4 separate regions of the Homo sapiens genome follow, and regions 1, 2 and 3 are each linked to region 4. Evidence: chromatin contacts called from ENCODE Hi-C data. All regions are on one chromosome and are shown on one strand. Each heading gives the region's core, a stretch centred on a gene start or an enhancer-like site at or near the end of the contact. The rest is flanking DNA. Distances are from core to core; before and after follow the strand shown. Region 1 has its middle 22 kb from the start of IATPR. Region 2 holds the start of ZEB1 (zinc finger E-box binding homeobox 1). Region 3 holds the start of TRDMT1 (tRNA aspartic acid methyltransferase 1). Region 4 holds the start of THNSL1 (threonine synthase like 1).

Region 1 (2,700 bases), core at 201-2,700, 8.1 Mb after region 4:
GGCTCCTCCCCGACCCGGCCCTCAGCCCAACCCTGAGTCATCCTGATGCTCACTCAGGATTGGAGGTCCTGGAAGTCCACAGTATGGGTGGGAGAAGAGGAGGAGCCGCTCACTCATGCAGAGGGAAGGAGAGAAGAGTGAAGTAATGAATGCATGCATTCATTCAGCAGCTGTTTAGGAGAGCCTTTCCCGTGTCCATCACTCTCCTGGGTGCTGCGACTATGGTAGAGAACAACACAAATTTAAATAAAAAGTCCCTGTTATGATGGAGGTGATGGGACTTGATCTCTTTGCATAGCATCCAGATTATTGGAGAAGTGAGGGAGGAAAAGGATATTCTAATCTCATTGTGAAATTGAGGAAACCAAAGCCTTTCTACTTACAAAGTGGCAGCCCCAAGATGCAAACACAAGTCTCTCAATTCCGCTATGTGCTGGTGCCCACACACATAGGGACCCTCCCCTTAGCTAGGTTGCTATGAGAGAGGCCACAGAGCCCTAGCAAGGAAATTGCACAAAGGCCAGCACCAAAGGTTGTTGTGATCATAAATTTGGTCCTTCCAGTAGTTTCTGGGGAGACAAGGGTCACAAATGCATCTATCTTTTGGTCAGCCGTTTTAGTATCAGCTTCCAGGTCTATTGGATAGAGATATTCATCTACACGAATAAATAACTCCTTGAAATAATTCAAGGCTTTTCAGAAACCACAATCAAATTTGTAAAATAAGGCAAAGCAAAGCAAAACACAACAAAACACTTACGTAACCATTGTTTGTGATGCAAAGCTGTAATTAAGAACCAGAATTTAACAAATATACATGAAAAAAAGCATAGAGTTGATCAGCATATTATTTTCAGGGCAAATCATAATAGTAAACTTGCATATTTCAGGGAATTTTTGTTTATACATTTTCCCCAGACCAAGCCTGAAATTCCTGTATTAAAAAAAATCACCGCCAGGCGTGGTGGCTCACACCTGTAATCCCGGCACTTTGGGAGGCCGAGATGGGCAAATCATCTGAGGTTGGGAGTTCGAGACCAGCCTGACCAACCTGGAGAAACCCAGTCTCTAGTAAAAATACAAAATTAGCTGGGCATGGTGGCGCATGCCTGTAATCCCAGCTATTCAGGACACTGAGTCAGGAGAATTGCTTGAACCCGTGAGGCAGAGGTTGCGATGAGCTGAGATGGCGCCATTGTACTCCAGCCTGGGCAACAAGAGCGAAACTCTGTTTCAAAAAAAAAAAATCACCCTATCAGTTAACTAGAGGAATAAAGCATAACATAAATGGGTACTTTTCCAGCAATTTCATTTTTTTTTAGATTTAATATTAGTTACAGGAAAGAATACACTGTCAAGGAAATCCATCAACAGCTTGGTTTTCAGAGGGAAACTCAGATACACACTTATCTATCCAAGGTTACCAGGTACCCATGGTTACTTCAGTTCAAAAAGAAACAAAACAAACCCCAAGTGCTTGAAGTGGTAACAACGGTTAGTTTTATTTCACAGCTGGTAACGTAGGTAGAAGGCACAAAAACAAGGCTGTGCAGGGGGCGGTTACTTCCTTTTCAGTGGATGGGCAAGTCATGGACTTTCGCAGTCTGAAAGCTGCTGCCGCCCCCCCCAGAGCTTGACCTCCACTCCAACGCAGCATCCCAGGGTCACAACCTGGAACTTGTCATCATCTACACCGTGTTTTGGAGCCCACATCTTAAACTCCCTGTCCCTTCAGCTCTTCCTCCTCTTCTTGGCAATATTCTCTCCAGCACCTTCAGCACAAGCCCCCGTCTCCAGCTTCGTCATGCCCCCCTCATGCATCATCTCCCCTCCATCCGTGCTCGGTGAAGCCGTTCTCCATCCACCTCTTCTGCCTCTCTCATTTTACTCCACTGCTGTTCCTTGCCTTTAGTTACCCTTTCCTGTCTTAGTCCATTTTCTGTTGCTTGTAACAGAATACCTGAAACTGGGTAATATGTAAAGAAAGGAAAAGTATTTTTTACACTTAGGGAGTCTGAGAAGTCCAAGATTGATGGGTCATAGCTGGTGGGGACTGAGGTGGCACAGGGTGTCACATGGTGAGAGTCTGAGTGTCCTGACTCAGGTCTCTTTTCCTTTTTTTTTGTTTTTTTAGATGGAGTCTCGCTCTATCGCCAGGCTGGAGTGCAGTGGTGCAATCTCGGCTCACTGCAACCTCCGCCTCCTGGGTTCAAGAGATTCCCCTGCCTCAGCCTCCCAAGTAGCTGGGACTATAGGCGCCCGCCACCATGCCTGGCTAATTTTTTTTTCCATTTTAGTAGAGAAGGGGTTTCACCATGTTGGCCAGGAAGATCTCGATCTCCTGACCTCATGATCTGCCCACCTCAGCCTCCCAAAGTGCTGGGATTACAGGTGTGAGCCACTGCCCCCGGCCTTTTCCTCTTCTTGTAAAGCCAGCAGCTCCATTCCAATGATAATTTACTAATCTGTCAACCTATTAATCCATGAATGGATTAATCCACTGATGAGGGCAGAGTCCTCATGACCCAGTTACCTCTTAAAGGCCCCTCCTCTCAACTCTGCCACATTGGGGATCAAATTTCAACATGGGGTTCAGACAGGACAGACATTCGAATCATAGCACTTCTCTTCCTTTACTTCTCCACCAATCGTGAAGATATACGGAGAGATCAAGACCCATCATCTCCACAGGAATGGGGA
Region 2 (2,700 bases), core at 157-2,656, 6.3 Mb after region 4:
TATAAGCATAAATTTATTGAGCACCTACTATGTGTCATTGTGCTAGGTGATGTACTACGTTATTTCCAATACTCCGGTCACGTTTCAGTTTTCTCAATTTCTCTATCAATAACTGCTACATTGTTAATTTATAACTATATTACTTGAAATACAGCTCAGCTTATTTATTCCATAAAGTTGGTCCCAAAGACGTTTCCTTATTCGAAGGAGGTGGGAAGCAGGAAGGAAACCTAAATCTAAATTCTACTTAATACTGAAGACGACTTTCTTGATATTTGTGGTTATCTGTATGGTCTTTTCAGAAATCCCAAAACTTGTACCAAGTCAAGGATAAAATAAGATAAAATCAGCAATCTATCAGGTTCAGAGATCACATCTGTCAGCCGATGCTTCTTGCCTTAAGGTCCTGCACGGCGATGACCGCTCATTTAGGAAGGAATTCATGGCCTGTGGATACCTTAGCTCTGAGTCCTGCCACCTAGGATCCCACGGTTCTACGCGAGGAAGAGGGCGGGGAGCGCGGACCGGGTGTGGGAGGCCGAGGTGACAGCAGGTGAGGGCCGGGTGCGGATGGGGAAGTGAGACAAGCACCGTGTGGGTATTACTCATTCCGCTCTACTAAGGAGGCTGCTGGCAAGCGGAACTTCTAGCCTCTCTTTCAATCCAGCTGAAGTTCAATCTCATTGAAGTCACTTCCCATCCCGGTTCGCTTGGGGGGAAACCAGGCGTCCCTGGAAGGGAAGGGAAGGGAGTCCGGGCTGCGCGGGTCAGGTAGCCTCTCTCCGGTCGCCGCGTGTCCTCGCCGTCCCCAAACCTGCCCTTCCCCTCATCAAGGGAACTCCCCGGGGAGTCCAGACCGCGATCCCTTTCCTTGGCCCCGGGGTGCGGGGGGCGGACACGCGAGGCGTGGGACTGATGGTAGCCCTGCCTCCAGGAAGCAGGCAGGCGGGGACCTCTGGGCGCTCGGAGGGGCAGCTCCGAGGGCACAGGGTACAGGGAGAATCAGCCAGATCCCTCCCTGCCCCGGGCAGCCGCGGCGGGTGTGGCCAGCGCGGAGGCAGGACGCCGCCGAGCCTCCAACTTTACCTTTCCAACTCCGACAGCCCGTCGCCTTTCTGACCGCGTCCCTACGGTTTCCCGGCATCCGCCTCCCTCTCCCCACCACACCTGAGGAAAACTTTTCCCTCGCCCCTCAATTCAAATTCAGCAGTGCCCACGGTTGCCGCAAACCGCCCGGTCCCTAGCAACAAGGTTCCGGCCGTAGAGCGAGAGCCTCTAGGTGTAAGGAAGGTGATGTCGTAAAGCCGGGAGTGTCGTAAACCAGGTGCGGTGGGGAGGGGGGAGGGGTGGAGGCGGAGGGGTGGGGGGGAAGGGGGAGGGAGGGGGAGGAGGTGACTCGAGCATTTAGACACAAGCGAGAGGATCATGGCGGATGGCCCCAGGTGTAAGCGCAGAAAGCAGGCGAACCCGCGGCGCAATAACGGTGAGTGGCGGAGGGGACCGGGGAGCGGCGGAGTCAGGGGGAGCTGGGCAGCCGGGGCGCCCCCGGGGGTGAGGGGGGCGAGCCGGGCTGGGGGCAGCCGGGGCAGGGACGGCAAAGTGGAGTGGGAAAGTAGAAAGTAGTGCTCTCTGCCCCCCTCCGCTGCCGCCGCTGCCGGAGCCGCGCCGCGGCCGCTCGCTCTCCCTGAACCGTTATGTCTCTTACCTGGTCTCTCTCCGCCTAGCGGCTCCCGCCGCCCCTGCCGCCTCCCTGGACCGTTAGCCGGCGCCGACGCCGCCGCATCCCCGGCGCAGGGCGGGCGGCCGGGACGCACTGGCCACTTTTCTGGTCCCGGGTGGAGCGGCTGTTGCTTCTTTCCGCACTTTTCCCCACTCTTGTGCCCTTCGGCGCCTCCCTCTCCCCCTCCTCCTGGCCCCCTCAGCGCGATTCTCCCTCAGCGCCCAGGCCCCCGGGAGCCGCGGAACAAACTTGTGCCCGGCGCTGACCGTGCAAAGTGGCTTCCGCGCGCCGCGGCCCCGGCCGGCGCCGTCGCTGTCGCTCGGGCCCCGCGACTCGGGCCGGGCTGTGGGCGCGCGGCAGGCGGGCTGCGGCGGCGGCGGGACGGGGCGGCCGCGGGTTGCGTGGGGTTTGTGCGCGCGTGTGCGCGGGCGCCGGCTGTGCGCGCCGCGGGCGGACAGGGTTCGGCCGGCGGCGGTAAAGTTGGGACCCGCGGGCCGGGCGCGCTCGCGTAACGGGGATTAGAGGCGCGGGGGCGCGGGTCCCTAAGCGCCCCTCCTCCCTGGCGCCTCCCGCTGCCCGGCCCAGAGCCCCGGCCTGGGGACTCCGCGGCGAGCCCCGCGAGTGGGGTCCACGTTTGGCGGGGCGCGGCGGGGCGGCGCGGGGAACAAGGCAGGAAAGGTACCCACTTAACGCCGCCGGGAGCCGCGCGGATGGGGGCGAGCTGGGCGGCGGGTGTGTTTGCGGAGTTGTTACCTGGGCTTAGAGACCGGGAAGCACCACAGACAGATCCCCCTCCCGGGGCAGACGAGGTCTCTGCGCCGGGATGGGCCGGTGTGCGTGCGCCTCGCGCTTTTCTCTTTCGGTTTTTGGGGAAGTTGTTACCTGGGCCGGACGCACGGAGCGCTGAAGCCGGATAATGGGGCTTGGATGGCGCTCTGGGTCTCGGGTGGAAGGAGGGTGGGGGAGGGGGCGGACGGACC
Region 3 (2,700 bases), core at 128-2,627, 7.8 Mb before region 4:
AGATATGGGAAAACGCGGACATTATATCACTTTAGAGAATTAACAAAGAGTAAATAGTACTAGAGTTTTGCTTTGATGCTGCTAAGTTTTAAAATGAGAAATAAAGATAGCCGGCAAACAAGTACTAAAAACTTAATGATCATTAACCTAGTCTAGAATTGAAACTCAATAAATCTGCTCAAAAAACTTATACGCTAAACCCATTAAATATTGTCTGTATCTTACAGTTACTCTTGTTACTCTTGGTCCTAAATAAGGAAGCAGGGAAGTTTCAGTTCGGTGGTTGTCTTAGTAATTTAAGAATAAACATGCACCTTCAAAGCCTGTTTGTCATTCTGTATCCCCAGCTCCTAGCACAAAATCTGGCACAGAATAGGAGCTCAATAAATAATTTTGAGTGAATATCACCAAAAGTAAAACTTTCAGTTCCAACTCAGCATGAAAGAAATCAAAAACCTCAAAATCAAAGACGTGCATAAAAGTAATAGTTTGCTTGATAATATCTCGTGATGTCGTTTTAAAGTAATAGTGATAATAATGTATAATATTTGGAGTGGTTACAATGTATCAGGCACTAACAAGCACTTGACAGACTTTAATCCTTATAATAATCATTCTCTTTTAAAACCAGGAAACAGGTTCATCACTGTTCACGAAGTAGCCCAACGTCACACTGCCACCAAGCTGGAACTCAGTTCTCTGGCATCTAAACGCAGAACTACAGAAGACACGTTTCTTTCCAACGATCAGACGTCCAAGTTCTTCAAGCTTCCTCTACCATCCTATTTAGCATTCGCAAACTTCTACCTTGAATTGTAGCTATTATCCCTTCCAAGATCCATCTCTCACCAGGGGAGCCCCTGACACTCCCTCCCTCCCCAGCTGGGAAGCCCCCCAGGATGAAGGACCGAGTCTCCATGCTTCTCGGTGGCTGCACACTTAGAATGGGGGCTTGGCACCAGGCGAGGGTCTCGCCCCTTTGATACCCTTTGAGGTTGATTTACTGCCTTGCGAATCCCGACTCCCAACTGGGCCCTTTGAGGCGCCATGTGCGGCCCCTCGAGCCAGACTCGGCGCCAGGAGAAGGGAGTCAGCGTCTGGAGGGGTGGACACGGCGGCGCGCAGGAGCTGTTTCCAGGACAACCGAGGGCCGCCCCACAGTGTCCGCCCCACAGTGTCCGCCCCTTGCGTCTCGCCGCTCCGCCCCTTCCCGGCGCGGGTGCTCCAACCAGCCCCCGTGAGCGAATAGAGAGAGGGGTGCTAGATGGACTCTCACCTCTCAGCGCGTGGTGCATGCCGCCCACGCCGCTGTATAGCTCCAGCACCCGCAGGGGCTCCATCCCCGCGCCTCAGCCGCCGCAGCCCCGGAGCTAGGCCTGCCGGTCCGTCGCTCCTCCTCCCTCCATCGCGCCGCTCCCTCAGCCTCTGGTTCCGCGGCGTTTCAGTTCCCCCGTCTCCTACCGCTCCAGGCTCAGGGCTTCAGAGGGCCTCGCGGCCTGGGGATTGGCAAGGGTCTAGAGGGGAACAAAGGACGGAAAACAATAAGGCTTCCCGAATGAATGGCAGCCACTCTGTAGCCTGATTTACGCTCCATTTCCTTCTTTGGTGTCAGGGGCCTTGATTGGAAAAGAAATCCAGAGTTCAGTAAAGGGGAGAAAACTGCCTTGGTTTCCAAGTGAATTAACACTGGTTAGAAGCCAGAAAAAAATCATTTTTCAGACAAGCTGCTTTTCTGTCACTTAGAAGCCTGAACATTCAAACATTCTTTCCACAGTGTGCCTTGTTTCCTGCCTGCCCTGGGTCAATAGAGAGAAATTAGACCAGCCTCTCCCCTAGAGAAGATTCCAGAATTATAAGTAAGGACACAAGTCCACTCGCAGCAGAGAAAGCCCTGTGTGCGTGCTGATAATACAGAGGATGTTTGTTGTGTCTATTAGTGGGGTTAATTATGTTTTAGCTTGGAAATTACACCTACATAGAATACACAGTGAATATCATGTAGGATTATTTATGGGTCTTTAAGTGCTATGGCCTTGATTCCTCAGGATGATCCAGTAACCAACTGTTAGAGGCTCATGTTGACGAAAAAAGCCAAACTCCGTAAAATGTTTGAAGAGGTTTATTCTGAGCACAAGGTGAGGACCGTGACCCATGACACAACCCCACAGGGTCCTGACAACATGTACCCAAGGTGGTTGGGCTACAGCTTGGGATTATATGGTTTTAGGGAGACATAAGGACATTAACTGGTATATGGAAGGTGTACTTAGTTTGGTCCATAAAGATGGGACAACTCAAAAAGGGGAAGGATTCCAGGTTACAGGTGGATTCAAAGATTTTCTGATTGGCAGTTGGTTGAAAGAGTTAAGTTGTGACCTAAAGACCTGGAATCAATAGAAAGGAATGTGTCTGGGTTAAGATAAGGTGGAGACCAAGGTTCTTATTATGTAGACGAAGTCTCATACGTAACAGGCTTCAGAGAGAATAATTGGCAAATGTCTCTTATCATGTGTAAAAAGATGCCAGACTCTTAGTTAAATATCTCTTGGATCAGGAAAAGACCTGGAAAGGGAAAGGGAGTCTCTATAGAATGTAGATTTTCCCCACAAGAGATGGCTGTGTAGGGCCATTTCAAAAAGTGTCAAAGAAATTTATTTTAGGGTAAAATGCTTTGATTTAGGGCCTGCTATCTTTCATGTG
Region 4 (2,700 bases), core at 148-2,647:
GAGGTTCTAAGACCTATGTAAAATTTCAACTCAATTACATATTTTTTGGTTCATTATCTATCCACCAATTCTTCCTTCCATTTAAACCATTAGATCTGAAAAAGTCCTTAGAAACTGCCTAATAGTGGTAGATATTTCGTTTCACTGATCAAAAACCTGAGGCTCAAAAGCAAATGTAAATTTATATTTCATAAAAATCTTGGGGGAAAAGTCCTATCCTATCCCATTAGAGAGGGAGTAGTGCAGTTAGAAATACAACACCGAACTCCTGAAACCAAACATCAAGTATCCTTAAACAAGATAATAGAATTGTGATTTTTTTCTTTTCAACATGAAACTTCATACTATGCTGTATATCACATATAATTAAATTACACAATAATCACATACCGTATTAATAAGAGGTTAAGTGTAATATAATAAAATGGTCATCTCACAGCGCCAGACTGCCCTCTCTGTAAAACTGTGAGATGCTGAATACCTAGATATTTCGACCTTTTCTCTAACAAGTTATCCTCCAAGGCTACTTCATCGAGGCAAAAATACATTTTATTTATTATTAAAAATTCCAGTATATGTATGCTTAATTAATACTGAGTATTCCCCATTCTTGTTTCAAGTGATAGTCTTTGCTTATCCACATACCTAGGAGGCTGGGGAGGCTCCTTCAAGTCACTGGGTATGAGGTTATAAATGCACTCAGAAGAGCACGTTGGATCCATGGCCACCAAATGACTCCTTAAAAGCTACTCTCCACAACTTTTTTCTCCCTGTCCCAGTATCTCCGTCCCTTTCTTCACTGCTTCCCCTTTCTTTCTTCTTCGCCTTCTGAAGGACCACAGGTTCTCTCCTTCACATCGTCCCCCTTTAACCCCCTCTTAGCAGTCCTCTCTCGGGAAGAAAACACCCTATTTCTCTCCGGATTGCTAAGCGTCGTTGACTGTGCGGTTGCCGTGGAAACCGTTACTAGGCAACGAGGAAGTGGCAGGCAGCACCGCAAACTAGGTCTCCCCTCTTCCCTCTTTCTGCAGCGCCTTCTGCTAGAGAAGCTCATTTGGAAGCCACTGTTTTTACGTGCCTTTGAAAGTTAACGGGGTGAAAATGATGTCCCCTTAAAAACTGTGCTCTTTTCTATTTCTGTGTATCTGGGGAAAAAAGAAAAATCCTAGTAGAGACGGCAAAGCGCAGCTGGTGCGCAGGCGTCACCCAATAAGGTTTTTGTGAGCAGGCCCCAATCGCGGTGTGGGCGGAGCGAGCGGCTGAGACCACGAGGACGCAAGGCCAGCGCCGCCAGGGAGACGAGGGAGGGGAGGAGCCTGAGGAGATCGGAGTGCTCGGATAGGCTACAGTGAGAAAGGAGAGTCACGTGCCCTGCGCGAGGCCGCTCGGGGAAGGGCGTGGAGCGGAGGCACGCTGGCCGCCGCAGGCACAGGCGCAGAGTCCACTGCGCGGGGGCGGGACCGGGGAGCTAGCTGCAGGTACGGTGCTCCGTCTCCTGTGGAGGCTTTAGCGGCTCGTGGACACTGCTCCCCCATTTCCTTTCATTTCCCCCGTCTTCTCAGTGAGATTTCCTTGGTGAGTTATTGGAGGAGAAAGGAAGGAAAACTAGAAGCCAGCCCGCTCCCATCGCATGCCTTTCCCCGTACCGTCCCTTCCCCTTTCCGCTACTCGCTGGTCATCTCAACTCTGCGCGCATTTTTCCTGCTGCTTCTGGTCGAGGCTCCTCGGAACGCCGCGCAGCCCTGCCCGCCACGTGTGTGAGTGCGCGCACGGGGCCCGCGGCCTCCTCCGCCTGCTGCGCTCGCCCTCCCGCCCCTGCTCCCGGGACCGCCCCTTGGGCGGTCCTCCGGGTCGGCTCTGCGCCTGCTCTTCCCCGGGTCGGGACTCTTCCTCTAGGTCGTTCTCCAGGAACCAGTGGACCTGCTCTTTGTAAATGAGCAGCCTAAACTAAGAGGAGAAGCCTTTTAAGTGGGCCTTTACGTTTTTGTCCAGTTTTTGGTGTCCCTTGTTGGAAAATTGTCTTCTGAGAAGCGGTTTTATTCCTTTTTGTTCCACCTGGTCACCCGTAAATCTATGCACATGGGCCTGCCGTAGGAAAGTCATTTAGACGCTTTTACCCGAGTGTTTAAAAGACATTTTGGTAATAGGATTTGGGGAGGAAGATGGATGCCTCTGAACCACCGGTACAGAGGCCACTCTGCCCGAAGGAAATAAAGCTTCCCGGAGAGGAGAGAAAACACACTTGAGTCTGGGTTTCTCACTGCCTGGTTGGCTGGCGGAGTGATTAAAACAACACAATGGCCTGGTGAACCTTTTAGTTCCTGTATAAAAAGGCTTTACTGAATGTGTAGGTCCTTACTTTGGGCTCTTACTGAATTTCACTACATAAGAATACGTTAAGTTTTTCTTTTTTTTTTTTTTGTATACAGTTGATTTTAATTTTTGTCCCAGACGCTTAGGGAAAATTCTCCAGATTTCTTCACATCAGATTGTCTTCCAAAACATTTTAGATAGATGGATCTGTAGATCTATATTTAGATCTAGATCCAAATCTATATCACTTTGCCCCTTTCTTTTCGCCCTTGAGTATTTTATGTTTGGGATTTCTGTTTAGCAAGTATAGAGAAAAAATTTGGCGGGAAACCTCCTGTATGTACGAAGATTCGAACCAAGGACTCATGGAATGATAACGCCATTAGC

Evidence for each region. Hi-C counts contacts between places; a loop is a spot of excess contacts on that map. Pooled maps may share reads with other maps.
Region 1: a loop to region 4 is called in a map of CD8-positive, alpha-beta T cell, with 19 times the contacts of the local background. The contact joins the enhancer-like site here to the promoter of THNSL1 in region 4. A Hi-C loop is called at or near these places in 2 of 168 maps with a recorded cell type or tissue (CD8-positive, alpha-beta T cell and naive thymus-derived CD4-positive, alpha-beta T cell) and 6 of 50 pooled maps.
Region 2: a loop to region 4 is called in a map of CD8-positive, alpha-beta T cell, with 15 times the contacts of the local background. The contact joins the promoter of ZEB1 here to the promoter of THNSL1 in region 4. A Hi-C loop is called at or near these places in 2 of 168 maps with a recorded cell type or tissue (CD8-positive, alpha-beta T cell and naive thymus-derived CD4-positive, alpha-beta T cell) and 6 of 50 pooled maps.
Region 3: a pooled map shows a loop between it and region 4 (6-fold over the local background). The contact joins the promoter of TRDMT1 here to the promoter of THNSL1 in region 4. A Hi-C loop is called at or near these places in 2 of 50 pooled maps.

The regions. Positions count from the first base shown.
Region 1 is chr10:33,137,786-33,140,485 of GRCh38, forward strand. No RefSeq gene overlaps it. Among named protein-coding and RNA genes, the nearest start is that of IATPR, 22 kb to the left of the region's middle. Within about 2 kb of position 1,451, at least 4 of the 41 ENCODE cell types and tissues checked have a DNase peak (open chromatin) inside an H3K27ac peak, as active enhancers do; they include CD8-positive, alpha-beta T cell, where a contact is called at or near this core.
Region 2 is chr10:31,317,810-31,320,509 of GRCh38, forward strand. It overlaps ZEB1 (zinc finger E-box binding homeobox 1), which reads left to right and starts at 1,407. Exons shown (of 9, transcript NM_001174096.2): 1 at 1,407-1,483. The coding sequence starts at 1,426. ZEB1-AS1 (ZEB1 antisense RNA 1) reads right to left here and starts at 1,286. Exons shown (of 3, transcript NR_148979.1): 1 at 1,087-1,286. RefSeq lists silencers at 602-661, 1,402-1,851, 1,892-1,981.
Region 3 is chr10:17,200,295-17,202,994 of GRCh38, forward strand. It overlaps TRDMT1 (tRNA aspartic acid methyltransferase 1), which reads right to left and starts at 1,378. Exons shown (of 11, transcript NM_004412.7): 1 at 1,277-1,378. The coding sequence starts at 1,340. RefSeq lists a silencer at 1,016-1,075.
Region 4 is chr10:25,015,215-25,017,914 of GRCh38, forward strand. It overlaps THNSL1 (threonine synthase like 1), which reads left to right and starts at 1,398. Exons shown (of 3, transcript NM_024838.5): 1 at 1,398-1,478. It overlaps ENKUR (enkurin, TRPC channel interacting protein), which reads right to left and starts at 944. Exons shown (of 6, transcript NM_145010.4): 1 at 646-944. The coding sequence starts at 722. RefSeq lists silencers at 950-999, 1,330-1,529, 1,710-1,789 and enhancers at 1,073-1,835, 1,146-1,440, 2,040-2,119.